Linked DNA regions of Mus musculus: region 2 is linked to region 1. The links are chromatin loops, found by intact Hi-C in ENCODE. Cell type or tissue: heart. All regions are shown on one strand.

Region 1 (8,000 bases):
TTGAGGGGCATCTGGGTTCTTTCCAGCTTCTGGCTATTATAAATAAGGCTGCTATGAACATAGTGGAGCATGTGTCCTTCATACTGGTTGGGACATCTTCTTGATATATGCCCAGGAGAGGTATTGCTGAATCCTCCGGTAGTACTATGTCCAATTTAATTACAATATGGATAATATGTTGAAGCCTTAGTCCCTGCCCCCAACATACACTTTGGACTTATCCTCATGTGACAGTGAATAGAGGCATTGCCTTCAGGATATTTCTTCTTATGGTCTGTAGTTGCCCAAAGCCTGTATCCCAGAAACCAAAGAGTAGGTTGGCAGAGCAACTGGAAAGACAGAAAGAAGAAGAAGAAGGTCTTTCCTGAGAGGTTTCCCTGTAGCTGGAATGGAGGACATGAGAGCAGCAGTTCCGGGATGCTGCAGCCTGAGGCCCAGCTCTAAGGACACCTCAGGGTCCTAAAGATGAATTACTGAGGATGTGAAATGCTCAGCAAAATGGCCCCACATCTCAATATTGCTTTGGCTTTAAGTAGTGAAGAGAAGGAAAGAGCCAGGCACGGTGGCACACATCTTTAATCTCAGCAGTTGGGAGGCAGAGACAAAAGGGTCTCTGTAAGCTAGTTGGAAGGCAGCCTGTTCTACATAACGAGCTCCAGGCCAGCCAGGACTAAATAAAGAGACCCTGTCTCAAACAACAACAACAACAACAACAACAACAACAACAACAACAACAACAACAACAAACTAAACAAAGAAATGAAGAGTGGAAAGGACCTGAAAGGAAGGGATCATATATTTAAGGCAGGGCCATCCCATTTATGGACATGCACACTGTGATACATGGCTGTAAGTGGCAGTTCTGGAAAGGACCAGGGAAATGAGTGATTGATAAGGGATGCCTGTGAGCATCGGGGCAGGAGGAGAGCAGATTCTGTGGTACACTTCCCTTTCTCCTTGCCACAGATGCCTCCTCTGCAGTTATCTTCTGCTGCCGTGGAGCCTGCTTCCACAAGACTGGTTTTGCCCCCTGATCCCAGGAGCCTCCACCTTCATTTTCCAGGTAGGGACTGTGGAGTGGTATCTCAGCCCCTTCACTGTGGGAGACCTCTACTTGGCATCTGAGATCTCTGCTGCATTCAGTTAAGGTGTTGGTAGACATAGCCATGGCCTGTACTTTTTTATGGCACCCTGCTGGAAACAAGGTTTTTGGTTTTCTGTTTTTTTAAAAAAGTCGATGTGTTATTTCTTGCATACCTACCATTGTAGTTTCAGGTGTGATCTTTTTTTTTTTTTTAAGTTCACTTATCCTGTTCTTTCAATCTGGCTGTTTGCTAAGTGGTAATCCATCAATGAATAATTCTTCCCAGACAAGTGACATTTGAGAAGTGATTTTATTTTTTTGGGGGGGTGGGGGGGGAGGAAGGATATTTCAAGGCCAAGATATAACCACAGAGGTGACATTTGAGATAGAGCACCTGAGCTCTAGGTTCTGAAAGGCCTTGTGGATTAGAAGTTCAAGTTAACATTTGGGGCCACTCTTTTTCAAGCATGTTTGTCTGTCCTCTCTCTTGCTCTCTCTCCCCCTTTTTTCCTTTTCTTTCTCTCTCTCTTTTCTTTCTTTCTTTCTTTCTTTCTTTCTTTCTTTCTTTCTTTCTTTCTTTCTTTCTTTCTTCTTTCTTCTTTCCTCTCTCTCTCTCTCTCTCTCTCTCTCTCTCTCTCTCTCTCTCTCCTCCCTCCCTCCCTCCCTCCCTCCCTCCCTCCCTCCCTCCCTCCCTCCCTTCCTTCCTTCCTTCCTTCCTGGATTAACTTTTTCTTAATGGAACATCCAGAAAGCTCGCAAAGTGTTTCCATCTTGCTTTCTTCTTTCATAGGCACACAGCTACCATCCTGAGCGGCCCCACATATTCTAAATATGATAGTCTCTAGACATAACCATCATGAACCACATATAAAACCATGCTGGCCTAGTGAATTAGTTTAGGTATTCATTGTGACACTGGAGAACTAACCTAACTTTTGATTGGATGAAGAGTCTCAGAGGTGGGAACCTAGAGTGGGAGACAGCTGGAGACAAGGCTAGCTTTCAGCCTAATGAACGGAGAGACTAGTCGGAACTTTATTGCTTCTGGCCAAAGAACATTGCTAAAATTTCAGAACAAAGGCCAAGTTACAAGGTGTTCTCTTAAAAAAATTATGAGTTCAGACAAAATGAAACTAAGCTTCTTGAAATAATTTGTAATGTTTCCGAGGTAGTTTTATAAGAACGAACATCAGAATACACTGCTGTGATAAATGTTCAAATCTGAAAATACTTGGAGCATCTTCTACTAAGGTACCCATGGTGGTGGGGCGGGGAGGGGGGGGCACAAAACAACTGAACAAATAAATATAAAACAAAATTTAATCACTTGAGCATTCAATACCTGTACAGTGTACTAGGGTCTATCTATATTTGATAAGTTACATGAATATCATGTTGGGGAAGAGTAACTGAGAACATTCATGAATCTGGCCTCTTCCTTCCTTTTTCTGATACTTACATCAGAGCATATGAGAAGCAATTGAGTAAGTGTCCTTCAGTTGCAGAGAAACCAGAAGCCACATCTTGGAGCCAGAGTGTATTTATTAACCTTGGTAATTTGGGGGACATATATAGACTCTGGAACATGAACTATTTGCTTTAAGTTTGTATTAGTCTAGATGAAATGTATGACTTTATGTTCAGATAAAGCACCGTTTAAAAGGCCACACAATGCAGGAACCTGAATTTAAATTTATAAATACACAAACAGCTCAGCTATATGAAAGGTCTGTGACTTCAAGGATGTAACTCATGTTTTCTGTCTTAAAAATGTGGACTAGCACAGTTGAGAGCTGCAAACTTGGGAATGTGCGTCAAAAGGGTTGGCACCTAGAGCTAAATAAATATCAGCAAATATTTGTAATGCTGCATTGACCACTTCGGCAGGGGAGTGGCATATGGACTGAGAAAAGAAAATCTTGTTGGGATGGCACCTCATCCCTGTAATCCCAGCGCTCTGGAGACTAAGGCAGAACGGTTCTCCGGAGCTTAAGTCCGGCCTTGGGTACAGAGTGAGACCTTGTAAAGACAGAACAGGAAGGAAGCTAGAAAGGAAAAGAGAAGAGAAACAAGTGACTCAGAATTTAGTCTTCACCCCGCCCCCATATTTAGTTGTTGACATTTATTATTATTATTATTTATTATTATAGTATAATTTTAACTTCATGGGCTTCTGCTCTTCTCAACTTCTGATCAGCAGAAACTCAAAAATCACAGCCATCCCCACAGAGTTTAGCACACCGCTCTGTGGGAGCGGCCCGCATTGTCAGGCCTGTGAGCTGCGGCTCCCCGGAGGGTGCGGCGGACTTTGGTCCGGGAGCAGTGTGGCATCACGCCGCCGCCTCCCGTCCCCGCAACAGCCTCCGGTTCTGCGCTCTCACGCCGCCGGCCCAGCCGCCCGCCCAGCCGAGCGTGCGAGCCTGGCGCAGGAGGCGGGCTCTGCGCTTCCCGGCCTCGCCTCCGCAGCCCGCGGGAGGAGGCGGGAAGGCGGGCGGAGGCGGGGGAGGAGGCGGGACTACGGCGGGCCGTAGCTGGCGCCGAGCGCGGTGGGAGAGCAGCGGGTACCCGGCTGGCTCCGCTGGCGGCCTCTGCCCACACCTCGGCGCCGCAGCCCCGCGCCTCGCCCGCCCTTGGCTTCGGGGTCTGCGGCTGCCGGCCATAGAGGAACCGGCGGAACCCTGGACGACCGGTACGTTGGACGGGGAGCGCCACTCCTCCTGCAACCTTTTGTGCTGCAGAGGTGGTGGCGGGGATGGGTGGGGTACGCGCGTGAGTGTGGGTGCCCCAGTCAGCGAGCCACTGTGCCAGCCCCAGGCACGGCGCCGCCCCTTCCTCCTCGCCTCGTGTCCCGGCCGGGCGCGCGGTGTGTGCGCAGCGCAGGGAAGCCCCGGGCCGCGCCGGCCTCCGCGATGGCTGATGGCTCGGTGACACCGGGGCTGCGAGCGGCGCTGGTCCCTGAGCCTTGGTGCGAATGGCTGGCGTGGTGGTGGGGGGACTGGAGCCTGGGGTGGGGCCCGAGCGGGGTGCGAGAGCCCGCAGCTTCCTGGCACAGGGGTGGGGCCGGCGACGCGGGAGTGTGCGGCGCGGGTGAGTGTGCGGGGGCGTGCGCCCCGTGCGCGCGCGGCGAGCGAGCGAGCGAGCGGACGGACCGGCGGGCGGGCGGGCGTGCGCTCGCCGCCGACATGCGGTGCGGGGACTCTGCGACCCGGAGCGACGCTCCCGCGGTGCCAAGGTGCGGAAGTCTGAGCGCGTCGGCGCGCGCCAGCTAGGCGGCTCGCCCTACCCGCAGCGCCAGGCGGCAGGCCCGGCGGAGGCCCATTGAGAAGTAACGCTCGCCCGGCTTGCCGCGCCTCTGGCCCCAACGGTGTACAAGCCGCGGCTGCGGGCTACAGATAGCGGCGGGAGACAGCCCCTGGCGACCTTATCTCGGCCACCAGTGCGCGCTGCACCCCGCGGGCGAGGCCGAGGCCGGTGCGGCGGCTGGTGACGGACAGACGGACCGGCGGTGGCGGAGGAGCGCCTGTGGACTGGGGAATCGCGGCCGGGCGCTGGCCAGAAACTAAGGCGGCAGATGTCTCGGGCACCGCCACCCTCGCCCCACCTGTCGCTGGTGGACTTTGGGGCGGGTGGGAAGCCTAGGAAAGGGCGCCTGGCAGCGGCCGGCGCTCAGACCTTGAGAAGCGGCCCATTGTGAAGCTGCCAAAGTCGCTCTAGTGGTGGAATCTGCAAATCTCGGCCAGGAAGGAACCCAGTTCGCGAAGGGAAGGACAGCCGCGTGCTTTCCCCCTGGCAAGTGTCTGGCTCGCTAGAGACTCCCGGGCTCTCTGCCCACGCCGCTTTGCTTAGAGTGGGCTGAGGATTTCTTCAGAACCAGGGTTTTGTTTTTGTTTTGTGTTCTCTCTCTCTCTCTCTCTCTCTCTCTCTCTCTCTCTCTCTCTCTCTCTCTCTCTCTGTGTGTGTGTGTGTGTGTGTGTGTGTGTGTGTAAGTGGGGCTGGAAACACTGGGAGACACTGGCGCTGAACTTTTTCATCCTTCCAAGAGGAGTAATTATGGACACAGCAACACTGTACCCTATTAGAGGCTCCTAGCTGAAAGAGCAGAAGTCGCACAAGATCTCCGAGGTTTCTAAACTTTACTTTATGTTGTTTTTCCTCGAAATGCCACTATATAATTTCAGGTGCCGGGGTCTTTTACTGTAGTGCAACAAGCTAGACACTAAGGATTGGAAACGACTCTTTCACAAAATTTATTTTCCCAATTAGTTCCATATGTGGTTATTCTCCCAGAAGCTTTGGGCTACAGTGTATGCGTGGGTTATTTTAATGATTTGGGTGTTTTTATTATGAGACCTTGGATTAAAAACAAAACGGACAGGATGACATGTTAGCGTTCATGAGCACCGAGACTACTCAACTTTGGTAAGACTTGGTGCATAAAATGTGTTTTGATGTTTAGTTGTAGATAGAACTGTTAGCACCAAGTCTCCCAGGTGTGAGGGATCACTGACAGTACTAACAGCCGATTAGCTTCCATCTATGTATTACCATAGTTTCGAAGAGAAACTTAACACTTTGTCTTAAAAAGTAATGGGTGTGATGAGGACATTAGTTTCTAAACACCGTTTAAGTTTTTGTTTCCTGATTTGAGGCCTCAGTTATTTTCCCAGTGGATACTCAGTTTTTAGCTTTCCTTCCGGAAGGTGAATCACCACCAAAGATACCCGTGTCTTCGTGGTTAGGTTTCCAGAAGAGGCAGGTTTCTTATAAAGACTGCGAGTAGACTTTGTGGTTTCAGCTGTTGTCAGACATGTTTGGAGTGAAGCTGAATGTGATATAGTAACGTGGGCTTGATTTTAATTAGCAGAGATGGAAACCAAGTGAATGCTGGGCTCTTTAAGGGTCCTGCTATTAAGGGAACTGATACTAGAAAGAGGAACACACACACTTGTGTCTTTCTGAACCAATTATGGGTTGCCTTACCATGCTGGGAAGGTTGGCGGTTTGTTGGTAAGGTCAAAGGAGGTTTTTAAAAAGTCACACTACACGTGATAACTGCTTTTCCAAGCCCTTAGTGATTTGGTTTTTTTACAAGCCGCAGAAAGGTAAGAAGGTTGCAAGTGGTCACCATGGTGAGAGCGCATGGGTTCAGCAAAGCATTTTGTTTTCCATTCGGTGTTCTAATCTGTCTGGCCGCTGAACCGTTTTAGTTCTGTTCAGTGTTTTTCTACTTGAGGAATGCGTTAGTCCCTCATTTATTTATTTTAGAATAGCCTTTGAGAGCAGAAAATATTTTGATTACAAAACATTTTCACCAGTTGAAATGGAATTTCCCTTGCCTGTGGCCCCTGCCCCCTATATATGCTTATATAGCCACTTATATAGTGATAAAATTTGGTATTTTTCTATTTTTAAATTAGTGGATCTGGGGTGATGCCTGAAATACACAGATTTAGGTATTTAAGAGGAAAGAGTTTGTTTAGAACTGAAAATTTCCATGTGAGGCGTTCTTTGTTTTGTGGGAAAACAGAAAACTGGTGTCATATGGTGTTCCAGTTTGCTGTTCCACGTTGGAGGATTTCATCTGACATGGTGGTAGGCCTTTAAACCTGCCCCCCTGCTTTTCCACACTGAGAGAGAGTGTTGAATAGCTGGATACACCATGGAGCCAATGGCTTGGTGGATGTGCCTCCCAAAGTACAGAAGTAGGAAGATTTATTTTCTGTTCCAAACCTCACATCTCTTTGCTGTTTTATACATTGGGATAAGGTAACAACATGTTTGTCATCCAAAGATACTTGAGCATTCAAGAGGCTCCACAGATAATTATGCCAGGGAATACATGAATGAGATACTATTTTAGAAGGAGTTTATTAACTGTAATGCTATATATCACTTACCAGTTTATGCTTTAAACTTTTCTACTTGTAGAGTCTCCTTGCAGTCTCTGTTAGATGTCTTCCCTTCCTTACCTGTGGCTTGCCTGTCCAGACACAGTTAGCTGCCCTTGGCAGTGTTTAAGTTTCCTGTCCACATTATTTACAGAGTAATGCCATGGAGCTGTTTGTTTCAGCTCTCTGTTTTGGAAACATTGTATCTTAAAGCTTTAGTTCCATTCACCTTAGTATGTTTTCCTACGTAATTTTTTTTCTTTCTGTCCAAAGAATTGGACATCGGTCTTTCCCATTCACTGTCTTAAGTCTTCAAATGCTAGGATAAAACAATATTGTTAGGGAGTTCCAGATTTTAAAGTTAGATAGCTTTATTTGAAAGTTGTGTTTTGGGATGACTTTATTACAGCTTTTAATTTTTATTTTAGGAGATGGTAGGGAAAGCTTTCCTATAACTTTGCAGTAGATTGCTGTCCGGGCAGTGTTTTAGGAGGTGTACAGCTACACTGTTTCTTGGCTCTGCTGTCTCCTGTCTGCTGTCTTCCTTCTGTCTCCTTTTTCACTATGTGATGACCTGGGTCTTCCTGGTGCCTGTGGCTGGATGGTGCTCAGTTACACACAAGCAGCAATGTCAGGAGTGAGAAGGAGGACCAGGAGGATGCCCCTGCACTTGGCTGTGGGATCTGCTCTATTTTTGACTCCACAGTGTAAACCAGGGATAAATCAGTCACTACACTTTTGCTCATTATGAAACCATGGAGTGTTGACTCCTTCATCAACTCCGTGCTGTGTGGTAATTGCTGTAAGGCTCCTCTGCTTTTAAATTTAGACTGAGGATTTAACCAGGTCTGTGTCTTTCTATTGATGGAAAAAAAAAATAGTGCATCTAAAAGCATGGAAAGAAGATGCCACCAAATCCCTGGTACAAATTATGAGAAAGAAATGAAATTTAAGACTTTCAGGGTTGTTTTTATTCAGAAGTAAGGCATTCACATTTTTCTATTGTTTGTTTTTGGTTTGCAGTCTAA
Region 2 (8,000 bases), 430 kb before region 1:
AGGAGTGTGGTGATTCCTTTGTTTTTTCAAAGGAAATTCGATGTGCACATTCTCCTTACAAGGGTTAGTAGAGTAAGACAGGGAAGCGATCTTAGTGATTCTACTTAATGAGGAAAAAACCCTTCCCCTATGTGTACACTGATGGGAATTGCACAAGTACAGCAGGAAGGGGTTTGCTGTTCCACGCTCAGAGTTTCTTTTCTTAACACCATGAAATTAAGAACGTGCCAGTGTGGAGCTGCATACCCCTGATCTCTTTCAAATAAGCAGTGTAGTATATTATTTCCTTTATGTTCTTTTACAGCTCATGCAGGGAAAGATAATTGAGTCCTTGACAGATGTCTATATTTCAGAGGGAAATTTATTTGTGAAAGAACAAACATGTATTACTTTTAACACAGGGCTATTCATTATGTGGGCCACAAGGTGCCTTTCGATGACTTGTAAATTGAAATTAATATTTTCTCTTGCCGTCCTAAATATGCATAAGCAATTTTGACTGGTTGATGCAACCAACTCAAAGCTCATTCTTGGATTTCCATGTAGCTTTCTGCTCTTGATCAAGACTGGGCACTCTTAGGTCATATGTGAAGTGCAGAATAAGAAAGCATTTATATTTCCTTCTTTTTCCAGAGAAGCTCATGGACCTGCACATTCCGCAGTATTTGCAGAATAAGTACTCTCTACCGCACCCATCCTCGCAAGGAAGTGTCTCTTAGATGTGGCCCAACAGAAGGGAAACAGCAAAGATTCTCCACGAATTCATCTTTACTCATGTGTGCTTAGAATGTCTACCTTTACTTGAGTGTGCTCAGAACGTCTATCTTCCAAACCAAACACGGGTGTTGTACAGATGAGATGCTCCTAACAATTTTGTATGAGGTGGGTCAGCTTGGAGAACTGCGCAAGCAACAATCACATGATGGCAGATTGAGAAAACAATTGGGAGCTTTACAGGGAAATGTGTACCTCCATCTGCTCCACAGCACTGCCTATGAACATGCTGCTCTCCATAAATTATGCCTCACGTTCTTAGCTGTTGGCTGGCTGCACATCTTTTGCACCATGACTACGCATAGCATTATAGAATTAAACTGATAGCATACAGTACCAGAAAGGACCTTAATTTAATGTTATCCCTGTAGGGGATGACTTTTTCAGTGGTAGGAGAAGGCTTTGTTATGGTTTGCTTCTAATTATTGCTGCCTACATACAAATTGGCATGCCCTAAAGCCACAACTCCTGAAGCTCTCTGGCTGCAGGCTTGAGGTGGCTTCCCTAGAGGGCTGATGAGTCTTTTGTCAAATTGACAGCAACTAGAGTCACCTGGGAAGTGGGACCCTCAAATTAGGAATTACCCTCATCAGATTGGCCTCTGGAGTCATTGTCTTGATGTATTCCTGACTGTGGGAAAGCTTGGCCCACCAAGGGTGGTGCCACTCCTAGGCAAATGGCTCCAAACTGACTAAGAAAACAAGCTGAGCAAGCTATTAAAAAAAAAAAATCCAGGAAACAGCATTCCTCTGTGATGGTCTTTGCTTCTGTTCCTGCCTCTAGGTTCTTGGCTGAGCTTCTGCCTAGTCCCTCAGAGATGGACAGTTTCCTGAAAGTGTATGCTGAACAAACCCTTTCCTCCCAAGTTGACTATTGTGTGTGTTTTATCACGGCAACAGAACACCCAAACCAAACTAGGACACCAGAACTGAGTTTGCATTCTGAAACCCTAAACTGTCCACCAGGAGCTTGAGGGTATGAGACAAGAGTATAGTTAGACATTTTAACGATCTCTCTCTCTCTCTCTCTCTCTCTCTCTCTCTCTCTCTCTCTCTCTTTCACACACACACACACACACACACACACACACACACACACACACACACACACCTGTGAACAAGAAATTTTCTTGGGATCAGAAGGTATTGTATTAAAAAAAAAAAAAAGTCCACTACAGCCTGAGAACACTAAATCAAGTTTTCTTCTCTCACAAAAAATTAACCATTTGTTTATTTGTTTGTATTGGAGAAGGCACATATATCTATGAATGTGCATACAGAGAGCACAGAAGAGTGGCTATCTCAATGACACCTTGCTTCAAAAAGGGTTTTAAGAGCTTGTTTCATTTAGACCAGGGTAAAGAAATGACTTAGGAGCAATGCCAAAGATCAGCCCTAGTGTGTGTCGCCCTCATCAGTAAACTGAATCTGTTTCTGACGTCTTTTTATGACATTTAGTTTCTACAAAGAATTTCTTATCTCTACCTGAGAACCTAGGGTCAAAGGCTTTCCCTGGAATTTGGGTTGAGAAATAAAAGCTCAGACTGGCCTGGTCAACCTGATTTATCTCTGGCTCACCACTGCTGCCTGATAAGCTGTGATAGTCACTGAAGTAGTTTCCCTATGGAGAAATGGATTTTCTTTCTGGGAATTCCCCTGTGGCTTGAGAGCATAGCCTCCTTCACCCTAGCTCCCCCTTTCCACTGCATTTTCTTCATCTCATTCCAGGGACTTCTTCCACATCTTCAGTGACCTTCTTCCAATATCCCCCAATCCTGCCAAACAGAACTTCATAGATGGAGGCAGAGAGGAGCTCCTTGAAAAGACCAGCACTTGGTTGCAGAGCCACAGTAGCACAGGGATCTGCTGCGACAATAAGATTAAATAAAAGATATGGTGGAACTCTGGAGAAAGAAGCAGAGGACTTTGCACAGCAAGGGCACCATGAATACTCCAAAAGTCACTACACAAGGGGAGATTTAAATACCTGTTTCTATTAAAAGCTCTTCAATTGTGTGTGTGTGTGCGTGGGGGGGGGGGTGTGCAGATAGTAACGCGCAGTGACCAAACCTCTACCACACAACACTTCTGGCTTTTACTCATCCTGTCCTATTTCTCTTGCTTTAGGGCGATGCCGGGATGGGACTGGTCTGGTTGTCTTGTGTGCCAAAGCTGAGTGCTCCTCAGAAGCAGAAAGGGACAGCAGGTGGAGGTGGGAAGTCAGGAAAGGCAAACCTCTGGTCTTGGGGTTCTGGCCAGGAAACCGCATGCAACCTGTGTGTGGTTCGAATTCAGGGACCTGGCTGCAGGAGGTGACTTCGAATGGAATTACACCTCAGCTAAGGGTTCGAAACCAGCATCTTCTCTCCGGGTGCAGACCACCTGGCAGAGCCCCAGCCCAAAGGGCGCTGAGGAGGAAGGAGGTCCCTCACCCCCTCGGGAAGCAGCCCCCTATCCAACTCAGATCTCGTCCTCTACCTCTTTCCACGCAGCTGGCGCGGTCACCGCGCGGGGCTGGCCAGAAAGGACCCGGGACTCCGCCGCGTCCCAGAGACTATCGGGCCCTGGCCTTCTCCACGCTCCCCAGAGACCTTGGGACAGTGGCCACCCTCCGACCCGCCCGGGACTCCAAGCACCCGCCGCGCGCTCCCCGGGAGCGGGGAAGCCAAAGCCGGGCTCTGAGGGCTGGAGGCGGAGCCGAGGCGGGAGCCGCCCCGGGGGAGGGAGCGGGCGGTCCCGGAGCCCAGCGCGCGGCCCGGGAAGGAAGGAGGCCAGCAGCGGCCGCGGCCGCGTGCTCAGCCTGTCCCCGCCCTGGGACCCGGAGCCTCCAACTAACTCCGCCCGCCGCCCGCGGGCTCCCGCTTCCGTCCCGGGAAGAGCCTGCGGCCGCGCAGGTTAGTGTGGCCGGCGCCGGGCGCGGCGGGGAGAGGGTCGGGCGCGGGGCGGGGCGCGGAAGTTGGGCAGAGGCGGGGCGGGGAGCGGGCTGCTGGTCCCTTGGCTTCCTGGCGCAGGGACCCGGTGGGTTTCCTCCGGCGCGGCCGGGGTCCTGGCATCCGGCGTCCGAGCCTTCCTGGCATTCCCAAGTGCTGGGGTTGTCAGCACCACCGCGTTCTTCACCGGTGCTGTGCCCACTGTGGCACTTTAACTGCGCCCTCGCCTTTCTGGGCGCGTTTGTTCATTCGCCTTGGGTTTTTTGTGCCCCCCTTTTGGACAACTCTAAGTGGCGGTTGCGAAGCCCCGCGGGACCCCGAGTGGATCCTTAGGACTAGTTTGAGCGTTAGTAGGGGCCGCGCAGATTGACAGCTACGGACGTGGAATACCGACTGAGGCGCTTGAAGTGCTGGCAAGTGCCTGGAAGCATGGAAATTCCCCATCCTCATCGCCAGCCCAGCTCTGCTGTCTCCCCGCGGTTTTCTGCCAGCTTTAGAGTGTGTGTAATCCTCCAGGGAAGGGTGATTGCTCTGTCAGGCAGGATGGACAGTACCCACTACTTCCTATATTCACTAAATCTGGTTGGGTCACCTCATCTGTGTGGCCTTGGTACTCTCTTCCATCAGAATCTTTGTTGACCTGGACAAATACGCGTTGTTCTGTTGGCTGCTTAGAGCTTGCTGGGACGATTTTAGAGGGCTGTGTGGTGGTTTTGAGCCAAAGTCTTAGGCTGAAGCTCTGTGCTAGTGGGTCCCTGACCTGAGTTTGGTCCTAAAGCTGAGATTTGGTGACTTAAAGATGAATTTGGCCTGGAGCTCTTTAAGTCTGAGAGGGACAGCACCGCATTTTCTGGAACTGGTTAACAGAGCTGAAACTGTCCTTTATCCAGCAAACCCTATGTCTAAGCTATGGATCTCTGTTCCCATGGTTATAGAAATTCAACTACCATGAAGATCCTACTGGCCCCAGTCTTAGAGACAAGAACTTTTGCTTCAGATGTTTTGTTGTCTCTACAGTCTTGTTTCCATCCTACAAGTAAAATTAATTTGGGGGGGGGGGGACCTTCTTCTTTGTAAAGTGAATTCAGAAACTTAGTTGATAATCACAGACACAAGAGACATCGTTTAATGTCTTCTAACTACCTTATAAGGAAAACCGCCAAGAAAATCAGCTTTATACTCTGTATTAAATGGCTAAGGCCTGTCATTCTTATAGCCTAAATTTAATAGACATTTTCATGAGTCCCTGTATTATGCAATGCAAGTCTGCTGGGTGCTTTATAGAGCAAGACATGGAATATATTTCTTGCCCTTAAGGGCTTTCTAAACTAATTTAGTGACACCTATATCTTTATATGGACATCAAACATATTCTAACAGCAATACGTGGCTTGTAGAAAGTGTCAAGAAAGCTGTATATAAGCCCTTGTAGGTCATAATTTTGTGAGGCTGCCTCACAGAATGGAGTAAATACCAGGTTCACTAAGAATGTACTTTCTAAAACTAATGTCTCAAATGCCCAGGTTTCATCAAATAGACGCACATTTGGAAATAACTATTTTAGAGCAAAAGCAGCCAGTAAGACAGTGGTCCTAATGCCGGGACCCTTTAATATAGTTTCTCACATTGTGGTGACCCCAACCATAGAATTATTTTTTCTTTATAAGTTCATAACTGTGATTTTGCTAATGTTTTGAATTATAATGTGAATATCAATATTTTCCCAATGAGCTTACCCTCAAGGGGTCTCGACCCACAGGTTGAGAACCCTCACTTAAACACTGTATTATGTGGTAATCAAATACTGAAAAGCTACCATAATTTTATCCAAAACTTCAATTAACTGGGTAACCACGTTGATGTTTTTCTCCTCCTCTTGGGAAGGAAATTATAATGCCTAGAAAAATAACTAGAGAGTGGAAAATTTTGTTTTTATGAACATAACTTAAAATAACTTTATTATATTAATTTATTTATAGGGGGAGGCACAGGCACACATAGGAAATCAGAGAACATATTGTGGTAGCTAGCTCACTACTTCCTCCATGTCAGCTTAAGGTCTCACACTCAGGTTTCACACTTGGTGACAAGTACCTTTACCCACTGAGCCATCTTACCCACTTGCAAATATACAGTTTTCAATAGAGTAACACTTTAATATTGTATTAGATACTTGTCTGATGCTGTGATAAAACACCATGATCAAAAGCAATTTATAGAAGACAGAATCCCTTAACCTAAACATTTTGTAATTTTCCCAGACAGTAGCAATATTGTTCAAATACTGGGTTCAAATATTGAATCTATGGGGACATTTGTTATCCAGGACACCACAGGCACAAATGTCTGATGAACACTGGATTGGCTTTGCAAGTCTCACTTAAGTTAAATGAAACTTGTTTATTTGTTTGTTAGCCACGACAACAACAATTAAAATAATAATAATAATAATAATAATAATAAAATAATAATCACTCTGAATGCTCTTGAACTTTAAAAAGGTGAAGGATTGACTTGAGCTCTTTCTTTCCAAGTAAGTTGTATTTTATAAAATGCGATGACACCAATTCTTTCCCTAGTTCAAAGAAAAGTTAATTTACCTGCTGGCTGGGTGGAGTTTCATAAGCTACATGCATTCCTGTGGAACTTTTGAGAATTGATTAGACCTGCACAATAAGGCCTGGCAGGCTGAAGGGCAGGCTGAGGAGTGTGCTGTTAACTTTACAGCCGCACTTATAGCTCAGTAGGTTCGTTATCTCGTTTATAACGTGAGATTAAAGATTCTTATCATTGCCTTGGAAACTGTGTGGTTTGATGAAACGGCCATGAATATCAGACTCTTGATTCTTCACTTTAACTCCTTTAGGCTGCAAGAGCTAATTGTTAAAACTACATAAAAATAGCTCAAACAGTTAGGCTATGAATAAAGTGTTCTTGCCTTTATGTGCAATCAAGTCTACTTGGGGAAACTTGAATAGTCTATTGTCTCTTTATTAGGTCTTTTGTTGTTTTTGTTTTGTTTTGTTTTGAAGATGGAGACACTGTTTAGTCCAGACTAGGTTGGCACCTGGTATATAGATGAGGCTAACCTCGAACTCGTGATCCTCCTAATCTCAGCCTACTGAATGCTGATTATAGACCTGTTATTAATTAGGTATTTTCTTCATTTACATTTCCAATGCTATCCCAAAAGTCCCCCAGGCCCCCTCCACTCTCCTACCCACCCACTTCCACTTCTTGGCCCTGGCATTCCCCCGTACTGAGGCATATAAAGTTTGCAAGACCAAGGGGCCTCTCTTCCCAATGATGACCAACTAGACCATCTTCTGATACATATGCAGCCAGAGACACGAGCTCCGGGGGGTACTGGTTAGTTCATATTGTTGTTCCACCTATAGGGTTGCAGACCCCTTCAGCTCCTTGGGTACTTTCTCTAGCTCCTCCATTGGGGGCCCTGTGATCCATCCAATAGCTGACTGTGAGCATCCACTTTTGTGTTTGCCAGGCCCCCGCATAGCCTTATAAGAGAGCTATATCAGGGTCCTTTCAGCAAAATCTTGCTGGTATATGCAATGGTGTCAGCGTTTGGAGGTTGATTATGGGATGGATCCCCGGGTATGGCAGTCTCTAGATGGTCCATCCTTTTCATCTCAGCTCCAACCCTTGTCTCTGTAACTCCTTCCATGGGTGTTTTGTTCCCTGTTCCAAACAGGGGCAAAGTGTCCACACTTTGGTCTTCGTTCTTCTTGAGATTCATGTGTTTTGCAAATTGTATCTTGTATCTTGGGCATTCTAAGTTTCTGGGCTAATATCCACTTATCAGTGAGTACATGTCATGTGAGTTCTTTTGTGATTGGGTTACCTCACTCAGGATGATGCCCCCATTTTATCTTTATAAACCAGTTTTTTTTTCTTTTTCTTTTTCTTTCTCTCTTTCTTTCTTTCTTTCTTTCTCTCTCTTTCTTTCTTTTTTTTAAAAATTTTGTATATCCCAATACCAGCCCCCCTCCTCCTAGTACCCCCTCATGCAGATCCTCCCCTCATTTCCCCCTCACCCTTCTGGAGCCCCCCTCTGGGTATCACCCCAGAAGAAGGAATGCCGGAAGGGCAAGGCCTACCCGAGCCATGCTCCCCTAGCTGAGCAAGCCAGAGTCCCTTCAGAGTTCATTTACATATATATTTCCATTACCCCCATTTTGGAGATGATAAAACTGGGTGTTTGGGGTGTTAAATAACTTTCCAAGGTAAAAGGACAGGCAAATACTTGGGGAGCAACCCAGGCCCATCCCCACTGCAC

Evidence for each region. Peaks named below come from ENCODE experiments on the same cell type or tissue, not always from the same donor. Only the 100,000 strongest peaks of a DNase experiment are listed, where the experiment ranks them.
Region 2: it touches region 1 in a loop (4-fold over the local background); 3 of 42 quality-filtered maps call a loop at or near these places.

What each region holds. Positions count from the first base shown.
Region 1 is chr1:97,657,604-97,665,603 of GRCm38, reverse strand. Macir (macrophage immunometabolism regulator) reads left to right here and starts at 3,586. Exons shown (of 3, transcript NM_133825.3): 1 at 3,586-3,773. In heart, CTCF peaks have their summits at 4,577 and 4,778; DNase peaks (open chromatin) are centred at 3,573, 3,853, 4,763 and 6,053; H3K4me3 peaks cover 2,538 bases; H3K27ac peaks cover 1,742 bases.
Region 2 is chr1:98,091,152-98,099,151 of GRCm38, reverse strand. It overlaps Pam (peptidylglycine alpha-amidating monooxygenase), which reads left to right and starts at 3,506. Exons shown (of 26, transcript NM_001357127.1): 1 at 3,506-3,667. In heart, a CTCF peak has its summit at 3,621; a DNase peak (open chromatin) is centred at 3,541; H3K4me3 peaks cover 2,774 bases; H3K27ac peaks cover 3,028 bases.